Regions from separate parts of the Homo sapiens genome. Here region 1 is linked to region 2. The links are chromatin loops, found by intact Hi-C in ENCODE. Cell type or tissue: mammary epithelial cell. All regions are shown on one strand. Links, peaks and the distances in the headings refer to the core of each region. The heading gives the core; the rest is flanking DNA.

The links. A loop is a pair of places that touch in the nucleus more often than their neighbours do. Peaks named below come from ENCODE experiments on the same cell type or tissue, not always from the same donor. Only the 100,000 strongest peaks of a DNase experiment are listed, where the experiment ranks them.
Region 1: a loop joins it to region 2, with 4 times the contacts of the local background. A loop is called at or near these places in 4 of 110 quality-filtered maps.

What each region holds. Positions count from the first base shown.
Region 1 is chr14:90,442,189-90,447,561 of GRCh38, reverse strand. No RefSeq gene overlaps it. Among named protein-coding and RNA genes, the nearest start is that of LINC02317, 10 kb to the left of the region's middle. In mammary epithelial cell, for the core only: no CTCF peak of the experiment used is centred there; DNase peaks (open chromatin) are centred at 3,221 and 3,811; H3K27ac peaks cover 2,010 bases.
Region 2 is chr14:90,491,868-90,497,240 of GRCh38, reverse strand. No RefSeq gene overlaps it. Among named protein-coding and RNA genes, the nearest start is that of LINC00642, 39 kb to the right of the region's middle. RefSeq lists an enhancer at 969-1,468. In mammary epithelial cell, for the core only: no CTCF peak of the experiment used is centred there; no DNase peak of the experiment used is centred there.

The DNA of each region.
Region 1 (5,373 bases), core at 135-5,134, 50 kb after region 2:
ATATCTTGAATTCCGTTCTACCCCATGTGCTAAAACTCATATCAACAGAACACATTCAAACTTCTCTATATTCCTTTTTTCTGAGACAGAGCCTCACTCTGTTGCCCAGGCTGGAGTGCAGTGGTGCAATCTCAGCTCACTGCCACCTCTGCCTCCTGGGTTCGAGCGATTCTCGTGCCTCAGCCTCCCGAGTAGCTGGGATTACAGGCAAGCGCCGCCATGCCCAGCTAATTTTTGTATTTTTAGTAGAGATGAGGTTTTGCCATGTTGGTTAGACTTGATCTCCTGACCTCAGGTGATCTGCCCACCTCTGCCTCTCAAAGTTCTGGAATTACAGGTGTGAGCCACCACACTGGGCCTTTTCTATATTCTTTCTAATACTGCTTTCAAACTAGGCAGTTATTTTCTGAAGTCATCTCTTTTTTTTTGCAGTACCTTATCAAACACAACCATAAAAGCCAAAGGATGCTTTCAGTATTCTGCCTAGAAATCTCTTTGCCCAAGACCAAGAGTTCATTAGATACACTTATTTCCCAATAAGTTACTAAAGACAACAATTTTAGCTAATAATTCCCTATTACACAATGGGGTTGCCTCTTCTTCCACCTCCAATTGCAGTTTCTTTGCTATTTTTCCTGCCTCCCCTAATAGTTTACTCATTCCTACCACCCAGTCCTAAAAAACCAGTGCTGCATATTTTAAGTTTTGTTATGGCAGCACCACACTTCTGGGTACCAATTTATGTACCTGTTAGCAGTTGTTCCATAATGAACTATCCCAAATCTCTGTGGCTCAAAATAGCAATCATTCCTCATTCCTCACATGTCTGTCAGTCAGCTGGGTGTTGGCTGATTCAGGCTGAGCTTGACTGGTTCTCCTCATCTCTAATGAGCTTTGATCTAGGTGATCAGCTGCCTTAGGCTGGGTCAGTTGGGGATGCCCCTGTTCCATGCGTCTCCCGCCTCCTGCTGGGACCAGTGGGCTATCCTGGCTATGTCCACCTGAAGGCAATGATAGTGGCACAAGAGAGGAAACTCAGTCCTGCAAGCCCTTTGCAAGTCTCTGCTTGAGCCATATCTGCTATCACCCCGTTGACCAAAACACGTGGCTAAGGTTAAATCTCAAAATCAAGAGGTAGGGAAGTACCTCCCACCTACAATAAGGAGGGCACTGCAAAGTTACATGGCAAAGGGTGTGCACAGAGGGAGGGCTGAAGAGTGGGAGCCATTCATGAAACCTGCCACTGTGGCCTGAGGCAAACACTCTCGTACTTCTATTTCTCTGCACCTGCTCTTTCTCTTCCTGGAATATTCCTTATAATGGTACAACCAGGTTGTATCTTCATTTTTCAGATGAAGAATCTGAAGCTGGAAGAGGTGAGGTTGCTTCGTCAAGATCACAACAGCTAATGAGTGGCAGAATCTACATTTGAATCTAGACCTGTTTGGACACATGTTTGGTGCCCACTAGAGCATATGAAATGTTGGGTACAAAAAAAATAGAATAAATAAGACCTAGTATTTGACCACACAACAAGGTAATTATAGTCAAAATAATTTAATTATACATTTAAAAATACCTAGAAGAGGCCGGGCATGGTGGCTCACGCCTGTAATCCCAGCACTTTGGGAGACCGAGACAGGTGTATCCCTTGAGGTCAGGAGTTCGAGACCAGCCTGGCAACATGGTACAACCTCATCTCTACTAAAAAAACAAAAATTATCCAGGCATAGTGGTGCATGCCTGTAATCCCAGCTACTCAGGAGGCTGAGGCACGAGAATCACATGAACCCGGGAGGCAGAGGTTGTGGTGGCTGAGATCGCACCACTGCACTCCAGCCTGGGTGACACAGTGAGACTCTGTCTTAAAAAAAAACAAAAACAAAAACTAGAAGAGTATAATTGGATGTTTGTAACACAAAGGATAATAAATACTTGAGGGAATGGATAGTCTATTTTCCATGCTGTGATTGTTACGCCCTGCATGCCTGTATCAAAACATCTCATGTATCCATAAATATATATACCTACTATGTACCCACAAAAATTAAAAATTAAAAAATAAATCAAGTATACAAAATGAAAGGCAAATCACTTCTGTGATGGTCGTATCCATAGGGTTCTTGAATTGTAGAACCTAATTTTGGCTCACAAGCAGAGGAAAAAAGTGCCATTTATTAGGAACAAACTGGATAGGTTATAGAAGTTAAAGAAAAGCTGAAGAAACAAAGGCAGTTTCAGAAAACTTTGTCAGAAGTGCGGATTTGGAGGGCACCACTGGGAGGGGGACTTCAGGCTTCTTTGTCATTCAGCCTAAGTGACAGGCACCCAGAGAGTCTGATTGGTCCAGCCTGAGCACTGTGCCCGCCCACTGATCTCATGGGATGGAAGAGGGGTGGTTTCTTAAAAAGAAATGGTGACCAACATGGTGGCTCATCCCTGTAATCCCAGCACCTTGGGAGGCTGAGGTGGGAGAATCATCTGAGCCCAAGTGTTCGAGACCAGCCCGGGCAACATAGGGAGACCACATCTCTACAAAAAATAGAAAATAATGATAAGCCCATTGTGGTGACTTACACCTGTGGGTCTCTGCTACCCAGGAGACTGAGGTGAGAGGATTGTTTGAGCCCAGGAGGTCAAGGCTGCCATGGACTGTGTTTGACCTATTGTACTCCAGCCTAGGTGACAGAGAGAGACCCTGGCTCAAAACAAAACAAACAAACAAAAAACCAAGGAAGGAAGGAAGGAAGGAAGGAAGGAAGGAAGAAAGAAAGAAAGAAAGAAAGAAAGAAAGAAAGAAAGAAAGAAAGAAAGAAAGAAAGAGAAAGAAAGAAAGAAAGGAAAGCAAGCAAGCAGTCCTGAGTGAGTGAAATTACCACAGAAAGGAGAAAGGAGGAGGGAACCTCGCTCTGGGAAAGCTCATTTCCTTCATTTCCTTTACAGTGCAGTTGTTGGGGTCATGGACTTGAGAACCAGGCTGTCTGGGTTTGCAATCCTGGCTTCGCCGCTTACTAGTTGTGCTTAACTAATACAGGCAGGGCACTTAGCCTTGCTATGCCTTAGAGTCCTCACTGGTAAAATGCTATTGTGCAATACCCCATCAGCCTCAGTGAGTTATTGTGAAATGTAAATGAACTCACCTGTGTCATGAGCACTGTCATGCATGTGTAATGAGCATTCCATTTGTGTCACTGTGTCAGGGGAACTGGGAGAGTGAGTGGAGCACTTAGGAAACATCCACTCCCAGGAGACACAACACAGGCTGCCAAGGTGGGGCCTGCTAGCCGAGGCACCTGAGGCCATGACCAGGCGTGTCCCCCTGCCCTGGAGAGGCACAGAGAGCTGCCAAGCCGGTCCTACTCCTGGGCACTCTGTTTCTGGATGGAGGAGTTCTGAGAACTCAGGGGATGCAGCTGCTGTTGAGTCACCATCACAGAAGGTTCCCTTGCAAAATGGGACAAGCTCACTTTCCTGTTTCTGAGTCTCCTGTTTCTGGCATTGCAGATGGGGCCTCCTGGGTGCTGGAACCAGTGTCGCAGAGGGTATGGCTTCCTGCACTGGTACCAGATGAGAAGGCATGTAGGCAGGCGGAATGAGCACTAGACTTGGTTCCAGAGATTCTGCCTGAACTGTCGCTCCACCCTCCCATGAGCTACGTGGACTTGGGCAGGCTCCTCCCAAGCTGACAGTGTCATCTCTCCAGGGAACGGGGAAGCCCAAGGGCTCCAAGCACTACCATAACTTCAATCCTGACACTCAGAGCTTAACCCCAGAGCTGGCGCCACCTTTTTCTCTCTCTCACCCCAGGGCCTTGTTTGTTTCCAGCATGACCGGGCGGCTCTTCCGTGCCACCCTCTATGACTTGTCTTTGCTTTTCTGCTTAAGCAGTCTCCAGGGTTAAATCAGGCCAATGAAAGCATTGGGTTACTTGACTCTGTGTGGGTGGACCCCACCTTATGCAGACCTGGTATTGCTCAATGGCGAGAGGATGGCAGAGGCCTGTCTTCAGTCCTCTCACTGGTGTTTCTGATGGTGTGTGCTGGCCAGGCAGTGGGCTGGGCAGTGGGTGGTGTGTCCTGGAGAGGTAGGGTGAGCTCCCCCAGCATTAGAGGTAGGAGGCAGCGTATGCTTGGTTCAGAGAGGCACAAAACGCAGGGGAGATTCCTGGGACCCTTTGCTTACATCCGCACTCCACAGGCCACCTGGCTGTTCTCTCATAATCTCATGATCTCAAGGAAGGAAATCGGGTTAGCCTGACAGGCTCATCTTTTACAAAGCAGCTTGTTTTTTTGTAAGGTTTGTTTCATTGCCCTATGTGACCCTAGACTGCAAGAAAGCCAATAGACAAGACCATCAGCCACTCGGATGGTGGAATGGGAAAGGACCGTGGATATTGCTCAGTCCCATCCCCTCATTTTTTAACCTTTTTAAAAAAATTAAGCCAGGTGGCCAGAGTTTCACATCCTGGCTCTGCCACGGCGCAGCTTCAAGCATCGTTGTGCCTCTATTTTCCCACCTGGCAAAAGGGAACAGCACTGTTCTCTTTCAAGATAAAATAATGATGCCAATAAAATGTGCTGGGTGGTTGTAAGCCTCAAATGACCTAAGACATGAGCATATTTACAGCAGCGCCACACATGTCTCCAGGGCTCCCCAACATCCAGTCCAGTGCCTGCTGCTCCATCTGAGGCTGGGGGGTCCCTGGAGAAAGCTCTGTGCCCTCCTGGAAGAGGCTATGTCAGGAGCACCCTAGAGGACCTGCCCTATCCCAGGGGCTGGGCCAAGCCATTATTCTGCCCACCCTGCCCCCTCCCTAAACACTTGGACCCCCGTGTTGTGATTTCTAGGCTGCCATTCCCACACCCCAGGCTCTACCAGTCTAATTTGTTCAGATATTCATTTCCTCTCCCTTCCTATCTCCCCTCTTCAGACAAGAATCTCTCCCTCCCCACAAATCTCATCCCAGCTGCTAATTTCTTCTGAAAACCTGACCCTCTCTGCATGCTAGGATGTAAATGACTTGCCAGGGGCTCCACTTAAGAGGATATGAGGAAACCACTTTATGCCCCTGTTGGAAGCTGTTTGATTAATAGCGCTTTTCAAGGTGTTGTTCAAGACTGGGGAGGTCTCTGGCATGAAGTTGAGGGTCCAGGCAAAGGCAGAGGTAACATGAAAGAACAATTGTCCAAGCAGAAGCTGGAAAAGTTGGCCCTGCGGGCATCCAGCTGCCATAAAATGCCATGATTTTATGTTAGTTTTGTGTCAGCTTCATGAGCAAGAGTGAGGAGAAAATTCAAAGCTTGGAGAAGAAATTCAGAAAATCAATGTTTCCATCAGCTTCATTTGCTAACTGTTGATCTGAGAGACGAGGAT
Region 2 (5,373 bases), core at 197-5,196:
TCACTGCACTCCAGCCTGGGTGACAGTGTGAGACCCCATCTCTAAAAGAAAAAAAGATGCCAAGTGCAGTGGCTCACACCTGTAATCCCAGCACTTTAGGAGGCCGAGGCGGGCAGATCACGAGGTCAGGAGATCGAGACCATCCTGGCTAACACGGTGAAACACCATCTCTACTAAAAATACAAAAAACTTAGCCGGACTTGGTGGTGGGTGCCTGTAGTCCTAGCTACTGGGGAGGCTGAGGCAGGAGAATGGCATGAACCCCCGAGGTGGAGCTTGCAGTGAGCCGAGATCATGCCACTGCACTCCAGCCTGGGTGACAGAGCGAGACTCTGTCTCAAAAAAAAAAAAAAGGAAAAAAGACCAGGCGAGGCGTGGTGGCTCATACCTGTAATCCCAACAATTTGTGTGTTTTTTTAAATTATCATTACAATATTACAATAACTAGAGATTTATTAAACCAACAAGTCATTCTTCTTACAAAATTACAGTTAATATGGGGTAGGGGGCAGTGATGGGGTTGGGAGGTGGGACCACTGCACCTAGGAGAGATGGCTTTGCTAAGGAGGGCCTGGGGTGCCTGAGTCCACCTAGCCTAGATAGGGGAGGGGAGGATGAGGAGGCAGAGGGTGCGCAGCAGGAGCAGGGTGGGGGATGGCAGGCTGAGCCAGGGGATGGTTTGGAACCAGCAGAATAGAGAAGACCAGGAGGCAAGACGGGAGGGCCTGGCTCCCCAGAGCTGGGAGCATAACATGTGGGGTGTGGAGGGGAGCAGAAGGGAAAGAAGGGGGGAAGGGGACAGGAGGAAAGGGGAGGGGAGGAGAGGGGAGGGGAGGGGAGGAGAGAGGGGCCACAGGCTACAGGAGCAGTGGTGCCTCAGAGCTGCCAACTCTGCCAGGAAGGGCTGTGGGTTCTGCTGGTGGTCTTGGTGCACTGGGCCTGGGGATAAACACTTCTCTTCCAGGAAGAGAAGAGGGGGAACCCTTCTCTCCTGGAGGGGGTCCAGGAGTTTGGATTGGGGGACATTCTTTCTGCTTTTCCCCCAACCTGCCCCTTCTTTGACAGGGGCTTTCATCTGGCCGGAGTGGGGTCTGTGTGGAGGCCTCAGCTGGACTCTGGTCAGGGTTGGATCAGGACTCTTCTTGCTGAGGGTTGGGAGACAAGGAGCCCTACCACAGATCCCACTGCAGCAGCTCATCCCCTGGGCCTGTTCCCTGGGCTGCTGAATCCCAGCACTTTGGGAGGCTGAGGTGGGCGGATCGCTTGAGTCCTGGAGTTCCAGACCAGTCTGACCAACATGGTAAAATCCCGACTCTACAAAAAATACAAAAACTAGCCAGGCATGGTGGTGCATGCCTGTAGTCCCAGATACTTGGGAGGCTAAGGCAGGAGGATCACTGCAGCCCGGGAGGTCGAAGCTGCAGTGAGCCATGTTCACACCACTGCACTCCAGTCTGGGTAACAAAGACCTTAGAGAACCACTTGTCTCCATCATCCCACTGTTTTCCTTGTGCCCAGCAGGGTTCCTGGGCTCCCAGGCCTAAGTGTGACTCACCAGGCTCCCCTTGGGTCTGTGACTACAGCCTTCATGCAGTTTGAGAGCTGACAGTTGATTCCCCAGACTTAGCTGGCCCCCGGACTCTCCCTCCTTGGCCCCCAGCCTGGTGGTTTCCGCACCCCCAGACCCTGTCCTTCGTCTCCTCAGGCTTTAACCCGAGCGGGGCCCTTTAGGTAATTAGCAAGAGCAAAATGGTGCCTGTAAGATCACTGTGGTGCTCTCCATGGTCCTGAACCTCACTAGTCCCTGCTCAGGGTGAGTGAGGTGGTTTCTTAGCAAAGCAGTTGGCGGGGGAAGGGGGGATTGTGTGGTCCCAGAGGCTCCTCTCCCTCCCCCGTCCCTTTCCATGTCATACTTTTACTTCTCCACTTCCTGGAATTCTAAACCTGCTTTTCTGGCTTACATTAAGCCATCTTATCTTTGAGGTCATAGCTGAGTTGTCAGCTTCTCGGGAAAGTCTTCTTGGACTCTGCAGAACTGAGGTAGGTGTCCTCCTTCGTGTTCGGGCAGCATCCTATATGTCCCACATTCCAGTGTGCAGTGACCACCTTTTGGGTCCTATCAGTCAATTGTAAGCTCTCAGTTCGTTTCCCTCACTCTTGTGTCCCCAGCATATAGATAATGACATTAAATTTTGGTTGAACAGAAAAATGAATTCATGAATGAAATGAATCTGTGGTGGATGGTCTAGGGGAAAGAATTCTCTCACAATCTGTGCCTACCCTTTGATTAAGCCAGGGCTATTCTGGTAGCCTTTGTGTCGGAAACACAGAAGAGAACAAGAGCACAGTCCTTGCCCAAAGGAGTATATGACCTGGTGGAGGAATTATAGTGGCTGATAATCTGAGCTCCATTTTACAGATTTGGAGACTGAGGCTGAGGGAGTGATGTGATTCTTCTATGATTACATAGTTCAGGAGTGACAGAGATGGAACTGGGCTCTGGACACTGTAGCCATCCCCTGCCTGTGCCATCACTTCCCATCTCTAGATCAAACTGATGCTCCTGTGTAATGAAGACATCTCTAGGGAAATGTCCCAACACCAATTTCCATGAAAAATTAGAACCCATGGGTTTAGTCTGTATTTTGGGGGCCACAGCTTCTGGGGCCACTGAGATGGCACAAGAGAAAGCCCTTGGCACCCAGTGAGTAGTTTCATTGTCCAAGTTTTATCATCAGAAACAAGGTGGGAGGCCCCTTCTTTCCAATAACTGGATTCTTGGCAAGAACCACAAGGACATGTCACACTCCCAAAATGTCTGAGCAGTTGAGTCCCATGGGAAGTTTGTGGTAGGCATGATATGGCCCAGTCTGGCCTCAGTCTGATCCATGGCCAGAGCTCCTGGGACGACCCACATCCCATCCCAATATGGGCCTGTGGGTCCTGCAGGAAATTCCATTGATGTCATCTTGGGAACCTTCACCTGCAGGGTTCTGAGGGATGCAGACAGTAGGCCCTGCACTAGTGACAGTGTTCAGCTTATGAAACTGTCCCACATATCCATCACATGACCATATAAGATCCTGAAGAGTCCCGTGTCTCTGGGGTAGGCAAAGCCTGGATTCTGTGGGGCTTTGATGATCAAAAATGGGCTATTGTGTGTGTCGTTACTCAATATAGCTGTTTGCTTAAGAGACAGCCAGGGTGGTGGTTCATGCCTAGAATCCCAGCACTTTGGGAGGCCGAGGCAGGTGGATTACTTGAACCCAGGAGTTCAAGACCAGCCTGAGCAACATGGCAAAACCCCATCTCTACAAAAATATGAAAAAGTAGCCAGTTGTGGTGGTGTGCGCCTGTGATCCCAGCTACTCGGGAGGCTGAGACTGGAAGATTCCCTGAGTCCAGGAGGTCGAGGCTATAGTGAGCCATGATCGTGCCACTGCACTCCAGCCTGGGCAACAGAGTGAGTCCCTCACTCAAGAAGAAACAGAGAAAGAGAAGTTTTGAAAACATGGTATCTTAGTTCATTCAGACTACTATAGTAAACTATCATAAACTAAGTGGTTTATAAACAACAGAAATTCTGGAGGCTGGAAAGTCCAAAATCAAGGTGCTGGCAGCTCTGGTGTCTGGTGAGGGCCTGTTTCCTGGCTCACAGATAACTGTCTTCTTGCTGTGTCTTCACATGGTGGAAGAGGTAAGGGAGCTCTTCAGTGCCTCTTTTATAAGAGTACTGATCCCATTCATGAGGGTCTGGCCTGATGACCTAATCACCTCCCCAAGGCTCCCACCTCCTAATACCATCACAATGGGGATTAGACGACAACATATAAACTTCCGGGCAACATGAAACATTCAGACCATAGCACATGGGATACATAAAAGAAAAATAACACAGAAGGAGTTGGGTGGGCAGAAGGCAGGAGAGAGCTGGTTAAGGACCTACCAGCCTTAAAGGGAGGCCGTTGGCCTCTGCTGGAAGCAAACTTCAGGACCAACGTTCAGCCTGCTGAGGAGGAGGAAAAAGAGGAGGGGAAACAAATAGGGGCCCCCAGGACCCTGGCAGGGAGGTTGCTAAAGGCTGGCTTGGCTGGGAGCAGTGGCTCACACCTGTAATCCCAGCACTTTGGGAGGCTGAGGTGGGTGGATCACGAGGTCAGGAGATCAATACCATCCTGGCCAACATGCTGAAACCTCGTCTCTACTAAAAATACAAAAATTGACTGGGCGCGGTGGCTCACGCCTGTAATCCCAGCACTTTGGGAGGCCGAGGCGGGCAGATCATGAGGTCAGGAGATTGAGACCACAGTGAAACCTCGTCTCTACTAAAAAATACAAAAAATTAGCTGGGCGCAGTGGCGGGTGCCTGTAGTCCCAGCTACTCGAGAGGCTGAGGCAGGAGAATAGCGTGAACCTGGGAGGCGGAGCTTGCAGTGAGCCGAGATTGCGCCACTGCACTCCAGCCTGGGCGACAGAGCAAGACTCCGTCTCAAAAAAAAAAAAAAAAAATTAGCTGGGCGTGGTGGCCTGCGCCTGTAGTCCCAGCTACTCAGGAGGCTGAGGCAGGAGAATCACTTGAACCCAGGAGGCAGAGGCTGCAGTGAGCTGAGATCATGCCACTGCACTCCAGCCTGGGCGACAGAGTGAGATTCTGTCTCAAAAAAAAAAAAAAAAAAATGGCTGGCTTGTGCCCTTCCACTTAGTCTGAGAGCTGGGGCTGCTGAGAGTGGAGCAAACTCAGCACCCCCACAAATTGACTGTCTGAGTCAGCTCAGGACGCTGTAACTCATTACTGTGCACAAGGCAGCTTCGACAATAAGTATGGATTTATTGCAGCTCTAAAGTCTGCAAGATCAGAGTACCAGCATGGTCGGGCTGCGGAGGGCCTTCTCCCTGGTTGCAGGCACCCTCGCGTGGTAGAGGGATCATCTCTCCTGTCTCTTCTCACAACAGCACTAATTCCACTGTGAGGGCTCCTCCCTCATGCCCTAATCACCCCCAAAGGCCCCACCCCAAATACCATCACACTAGTGCCTGGGGCTTCTGCATGTGAATTGTAGAGGGACACAAGCATTCACTCCTTCGCACCCACCCACCACTGTGTCTGGGAGAGAAGAGGAAGGCAGTGTCCAGCTTCCTGGAGTCCCTTTGTCTTCTGCATCTCCCTGGCTCCAGCAGCTGGCCTGCTTTCTGGGACTGGTCTGCCATGTGGCTAGTCCCCTGTCTGCGATGTTTCCGGGTGCTCCGTGCCCACCTGATCACAGCTGAGCCCAGGAGGGAGACCCCAGGGGGTCTGTGCAGCTTTGGACAAGCCACCGATCCTCTCTGGCCCAGTGCCCCATCCGTAAAATGGGACTGGCTAGATATTCTCTG